Linked DNA regions of Homo sapiens: region 1 is linked to region 2. Evidence: chromatin contacts called from ENCODE Hi-C or POLR2A ChIA-PET data. All regions are on one chromosome and are shown on one strand. Each heading gives the region's core, a stretch centred on a gene start or an enhancer-like site at or near the end of the contact. The rest is flanking DNA. Distances are from core to core; before and after follow the strand shown.

Evidence for each region. A loop is a pair of places that touch in the nucleus more often than their neighbours do. ChIA-PET counts read pairs that join two places held with the same protein, here RNA polymerase II (POLR2A). Pooled maps may share reads with other maps.
Region 1: a map of CD4-positive, alpha-beta T cell shows a loop between it and region 2 (2.9-fold over the local background). The contact joins the promoter of TMEM9B-AS1 here to the promoter of CAND1.11 in region 2. A Hi-C loop is called at or near these places in 1 of 168 maps with a recorded cell type or tissue (CD4-positive, alpha-beta T cell), 1 of 37 single-sample maps with no recorded cell type and 7 of 50 pooled maps. POLR2A ChIA-PET finds 5 or more read pairs at or near these places in 4 of 52 experiments (A549, CD4-positive, alpha-beta memory T cell, PC-9 and 1 more).

What each region holds. Positions count from the first base shown.
Region 1 is chr11:8,963,285-8,966,359 of GRCh38, forward strand. TMEM9B-AS1 (TMEM9B antisense RNA 1) reads left to right here and starts at 1,391. Exons shown (of 5, transcript NR_073431.1): 1 at 1,391-1,864; 2 at 2,620-2,760. It overlaps TMEM9B (TMEM9 domain family member B), which reads right to left and starts at 1,158. Exons shown (of 5, transcript NM_020644.3): 1 at 925-1,158. The coding sequence starts at 1,029. RefSeq lists silencers at 622-811, 852-1,351.
Region 2 is chr11:10,306,675-10,309,840 of GRCh38, forward strand. CAND1.11 (a long non-coding RNA gene) reads left to right here and starts at 1,639. Exons shown (of 4, transcript NR_103765.1): 1 at 1,639-1,999. ADM (adrenomedullin) reads left to right here. Exons shown (of 4, transcript NM_001124.3): 4 at 1-723. RefSeq lists silencers at 8-302, 640-739 and an enhancer at 1,240-1,509.

The DNA of each region.
Region 1 (3,075 bases), core at 141-2,640, 1.3 Mb before region 2:
ACCTTTCCCCACTCCTACATTTAAAGATATTATAAATTAAAGCTCTTATTTTTAAAAACGCAATGTCATTCTGTTTTCCCATCATACTAATGTGAATCCCTTCTGTTCTCCCCCAATGATGAGCTAGCTCATCAAAGAGGAAGCACAGGTATGCATGGAGCTAGGGCAGGTCTGGAGAGCTGGGGCACCAGAGAACAGTATGAGGGAACTAGAAGGTCAAGAAATCGAACCAGGGAGGCCACAACCTCACCTCTCTTGCAGTTTGGTTCTTCCCTTACCCACTAAATTATCAGGAAGAGAGAAAGCAAGAAAGGCACCAAGGGACTCGTGGAGGGAGTTAGGTGAGAATATGAAGCAGGTGAGAGATGCTCCGTAGGCCCTATTGGGAGGGAAGTAGGCCAGGAGGGGCAAGTTCCCACCACAGGAAGGGAAGTGTTCAGGGGTGAGCTGAGCTGAGTCGGCCCTTGACAGGGAAGGCTCTGTCAGATGGGGGCTTCCTATCATTCTGGCTTGGGGCATGCGGGGCCTGTGAGGCTGGCGGAGGGCGCAGGTGGGCTGTCAAGAGCTTAGGGTGGAAAGTTAAAGGCTCTCGGAGGTGAAAAGGTTGTCAAGTGTAAGATGCGTGCAGCCGGGGCTGGGAAGGGAAATGTTAAGGCGGTGGGGGGCTGCTGTCCGGACTGTGGGCACTGTCGGGGCTGGGGACGACCGTGGGGCGCTGCCTGCCAGGCTGTCGGGGCTGAGGGCGAGAGTGCCGCCGGGCAGTCGGGAGGGGCGGGGCTGGTGGCGGCGGGGGTCTGCCGGAGCTGTGAGGCCAGGCGTATGGCTGTCAGGAATGGGCCAAGGAGCAGGTTGGCAGACCCAGTTTCCGCAAGGCCGGTGGTAGGGGAGGAGCTTCCGTCAGGAGCGAGGCTGGGCGGGACTCACCTTGGCGGCGTCTGACAGCTGCGCCAGCAGCAGCACGGAAAGCGCCAGGCACGACAGGCTGAGCAAGGAGCCAAGCCGAAGAAGGCCTCCCCACAGGGTCGCCATCGCTGGGGGCCCAGCGGTCCCACAGCCCGGAGCCCCCGCGACCGGCTCCCGGCTCGGGCTCAGGCTCAGGCTCAGGCTCAGGCACAGGCTTGGGACCCGGCTGGGGATCCTCCGCCCGCACTTCCGTCTGGACGCGAAGGCGTCACCGGGCGCGCCGGGTCAGATGCAAAAAGCATCCGCCCCGGAACCGGTTACCAGTGCGAAGGGCCGGGAGGCTGGGCAGTCCTGGTGCCCGCCTTGGCCTAGCCCCGGCCCCGGGACGGAAGGGGGCCTCTGGGGTGGCAGCCTGGGCCCAGTAGAGCTTTGCATCTCTTGGATATCTTTCCCGGGCGCAGAAGCTGCGGGGCTTAGGGAGTCGCCATTGCGCTGGAAAGTCCTCCCGCCCACGGAGACCCCAGCAAACTCCGAGTGTCACACAGTCGCCTCTGGCGACCCGTGCGGGCCGGAGCCGTTCGCGCACAGGCAGGGCGGGTGCTGAGCGTGGAAACGGGGCTGGAATTGGCCGAGCCATGCCTTTCCGGGATGCCCACCGCCAGTCAAAGGGTTGGGGGTGGTCTCTGCACCTTAAGTACTAACCTGCCGCCCACGCGCCTCCTGACCACAGCACCCCGTCGGCTTTCTAATTCTGTGAGCTGCCCTCGTGGGCGTGGCCTCCCTGTGGAGCTCCCCATGTGCCTCCCCTTGGTCCAGCCTGCAGCTAGGAAGTGGGTCACAGCGACGGGGCTGGGCTGGGCCAGGCCAGGCTCCGGGAGATGTGGAATTGGCGAAACAACTGCCCCAGTAGTATCCTCCGCCTAGGACTCCAAGAGGTGGCGAATTGGGGCACTACGCCCGGGTAAGGCAGTGCCTGTTCAGGGCTGCCGACCTGTCTCCCCAGGGCTGTCATTCTCAGCAAGTACTTTAGGAGTGCCTTAGATCGGCACATTCTCCCATTGAAATATTTTTGTTAGTGGAGACAAGGGAGGTAATGGCAAGGACACGGATCATCACAGCCCCTAGGGATTTGTTGAATGACCTTTGGCAAATCACTTCCCTTCTCTGGGCCTGTAGTTCTTGGCTGAATATGAGGGAATGGATTTCAAATTATGCTCCATGTAATACCCGTGTTTTTACCTCTGTAAACAGATTTTTTTGTTTTTTTTGAGACGGAGTCTCGTTCTGTCCCCCGGGCTGGAGTGCAGTGGCGCGATCTCGGCTCACTGCAACCTCCGCCTCCCGGGTTGACGCCATTCTCCTGCCTCAGCCTCCCTAGTAGGTGGGACTACAGGCGCCCGCCACCACGCCGCCCGGCTAATTTTTTTTTTCTTTTTCTTTTTCTTTTTTTTTTTTTGTATTTTTAGTACAGACAGGGTCTCACTGTGTTAGCCAGGATGGTCTCGATCTCCTGACCTTGTGATCCGCCCGCCTCGGCCTCCCAAATTGCTGGGATTATAGGCGTGAGCCACCGCGCCCGGCCCCAACAGATTTTTAAAGATGGTCTTTTCCCAATTTGTGGAAATGTTTTAACAGAATGCTCTCAATATTTTTCGCCCATGTGATTCTTAGATTCATGTGAATCTAACACAACGTATCTGATACTGTTCCCAACAGGAACCAGGGTGGCAGGGCTAGATGTCCTCTCACCAGACTGCCCAGTGAAGGTGCTGTCACTTTGATGAATTATCAAGGCTTTGTAGTGGGTCTTCTACTGGACAAAGGACAAACTGGAGACTCCCTGGATCAAATGTGTTGGTGAGGCACTGAATCTGATTGCTGAAAGGTGATTCAGCTGCAAGTTAGGCATCAGTTTAGGGTTTTCTAGGCTTGGCATCTAAAGGGAGTGCCTGCTGTAGCTGAAACCTCATAGGCCTTCTCTTCCTTCCGAATTGTTTTCAAGGCCTTGGGGGTACAGAGACTTAGAGAAAATACATAGTTGTGCCTCAGACTGATGGGCCTCATCTGTTTAATGGAGAAACACCAAGCACACTCAGTCTGGGCGGAATTTTAGAGCTCCATAGTATAACCACTATCTAGCTACATGTGGCAATTGAGCATTTGAAATGTGGC
Region 2 (3,166 bases), core at 389-2,888:
GCAAGCATCCCGCTGGTGCCTCCCGGGACGAAGGACTTCCCGAGCGGTGTGGGGACCGGGCTCTGACAGCCCTGCGGAGACCCTGAGTCCGGGAGGCACCGTCCGGCGGCGAGCTCTGGCTTTGCAAGGGCCCCTCCTTCTGGGGGCTTCGCTTCCTTAGCCTTGCTCAGGTGCAAGTGCCCCAGGGGGCGGGGTGCAGAAGAATCCGAGTGTTTGCCAGGCTTAAGGAGAGGAGAAACTGAGAAATGAATGCTGAGACCCCCGGAGCAGGGGTCTGAGCCACAGCCGTGCTCGCCCACAAACTGATTTCTCACGGCGTGTCACCCCACCAGGGCGCAAGCCTCACTATTACTTGAACTTTCCAAAACCTAAAGAGGAAAAGTGCAATGCGTGTTGTACATACAGAGGTAACTATCAATATTTAAGTTTGTTGCTGTCAAGATTTTTTTTGTAACTTCAAATATAGAGATATTTTTGTACGTTATATATTGTATTAAGGGCATTTTAAAAGCAATTATATTGTCCTCCCCTATTTTAAGACGTGAATGTCTCAGCGAGGTGTAAAGTTGTTCGCCGCGTGGAATGTGAGTGTGTTTGTGTGCATGAAAGAGAAAGACTGATTACCTCCTGTGTGGAAGAAGGAAACACCGAGTCTCTGTATAATCTATTTACATAAAATGGGTGATATGCGAACAGCAAACCAATAAACTGTCTCAATGCTGATTCATTCTCTCGGCTCGGCTCTCACGTCTAGGAAGGGAGGGTGCCCTGGTCCCGGCCCGCCCAGGAGCCTTGGGGTCCCGCCGCCGGGCTTGGGAAGGTGGGACAGCGGCGCGTGCAGGTGCTGGCCCTACTCTGAGCGGGCTGAGCTGTCACGAGCTCTGTTCTCTGTGTGGGGCGCGCAGAACACGTGTCCTGGGTGCGAATCAGGGCTTCGCGGAGACGCCCGAGGTCACCGCCTGGCGTGGCGGCCGGCGGGGGGTGGGTAGGGGGAGCCCTAGTGGGTTGGCGAGCCTGGACTCTCGGGTTGCGCAACGGAGTCCTAGATTTATAGGGTTGCTCACAGAACCCGGCGCGAAAGCGAGCTTCGAAGAGTTGGGGTGGTCTCTGAGGCCTTCTAAGAGAGGCGTTCCCCCTGCCTGCCGCGGTTGTTAAAGTTCCAAGCCGCCCTAGCAATGCGTGGGGACACCTCCGGAAAACCCAGTAACCCCTAGTAACCCCGGGTCTGCCCGGGCCTGAGCGCCCGCGGGCCGCTGGCTCATGGGCGAGGCTGTAGCGCCCCCTGCAGGCAGCTGAGACAGGCCCAGCGCCGCCAAGCAGTACGTGCGGTTTAATAAGTTCTCCTACGTGGGAGTCAGCACACAGCCTTAATGAAAGAGGAAAGAAAGAAAAAAAAAAAGAGAGAAAGAAACAGTTTGCAGATGCCAACCAGGGCCGTCCTCCTACACCCCCCAGACCTGCACCGCGGCTCCCTGTTCTGGGACAGTGACTCAGCGCCCACACGCTGCGCTGCGTGCAGCTGCCGGCTGGAGGCGGGCAGGACGGACGTGCCGGCGGAACCGTGAGCCTCCGACGGCCTGAGACCTTCATTGTTCCGCCTCCCCTAGCCGCTCACCTCTTCCTTCCTCCTTCCCAAGCCTTTTTTCATTTTTTTCTTCACTTTTCTCCAGCCTTCCTCTCTCTCTCTCCTTCCTTCCTCCTTGCTTTCTTTATATGCCTTATCTTCTGAGAAGGTTGACCCCAGTTCCGGCGATAGACGGACACTAAGCCCCCCTTGAGTGACTAGAAAGGCAGGGGACATAGGAACAGTTAGGACATAAGGGAAGAGTAAAGAGAGGGACCCCTGATTTTGATTTCAGGGTGCCCTGTTTGTCTCATCCAATATCCTGAAGACCCAAGATGGAGACCAGCTACTTGTCCCTTCCAAAAAGCTTCCCTGGCCTTAATGTCAGTGCTTGTAGGTGATCTCAGAAACCTCCCTGGTGAAGAAAACCTGAAGGTGAGTTTGGAGAATGGAAATGTTTCCAGGGTAGCCTACGGCCTTCTGGGGCTTTTGCACATTACAGGGTCCCCTCCGAGGGGCTAGGATGTTTAGTTTCTTGCAGAAGAGGACTGCATACCCACTGAGAGAGAGGGGCCCTACTCTGGGGTCCAGAGATACCTCATTCCAAAGCAGTTTCAATTTAGAAGAAAGTAAACTCGAGTACATAGAATTTCCTTAAGACCATACAAAACCTCAGTTTGGGCACCTGGCTGTTGACAATGCCAATCTCATATAGTTTATTGTCCTGTTTGATCTTAATAATTGTGTGAGGTGTGCCAGAATTGAGGAGGTTAGAAATGCAGCTACAGACCATTCTTGTCCTCAAGGGCCTTTCAGAAAAAGATTCACTTTGTGGGAACTCTGTGCCAGGCACTGAGAAGGTACCAGGCATGTATGAATGAAAGAGTGACTCAAGATTCCTGTCATGGAATTTCTGTGCCAGTGAGTGGGTTCTGGGTGGTCTGAAGGGGCTACAGAAACTGCAGAGAGCAGCAAACACTTAAGCCTCGCAGACAGTGGCGCAAGATTACTCCTTTCCTTGAGCCAAGGTTGTCCTGTAGCCACAAAGCACTCCAGCCAAACCTCACCTTGGCACAGCGTCAGCCAGCAAACAAAGCTGCCAAAGGCAGGTTGGGCACAAGCTTCGGGCGGTTGTGAGCAGGGAACAGGCGTCTAGCCTTGTGCTGAGGAAGTCTTATGACTTGAGGGAATCCAAGGCAAGTGAAGGAGATGGTTCAGCCCTAAGACAAAAGAGGCAGCTGCTCAGCTGGAGTCCTTCCCGCTGAGAATCCTGTGACTGGAGACATGTGCGAGGAGACAGAGACCCTCCTAAGACCAGTTTGGTATGAGTTCAGGATTAACCAAAGGTCACCATCAAACCCCGGGCTCTTCTCTTTGAGGTGCTGAAGCTTATCAGGATAGGGACTATTGATGCCAAGAACACATTGTTTATCAACAGTGATGAGTCATTTGTGAGCTGATTCGACCTGTCCACAGCTGAGGAGTAGTCACAGCTTTTATCTTTAGCTACTGTTGCTTGCTGTGGGAATGATACCATACATTTGTAATCAAACACGGGGTATCAGGCAATTTCTTGAAAAGCCAACACCTTGGCTGAACAGC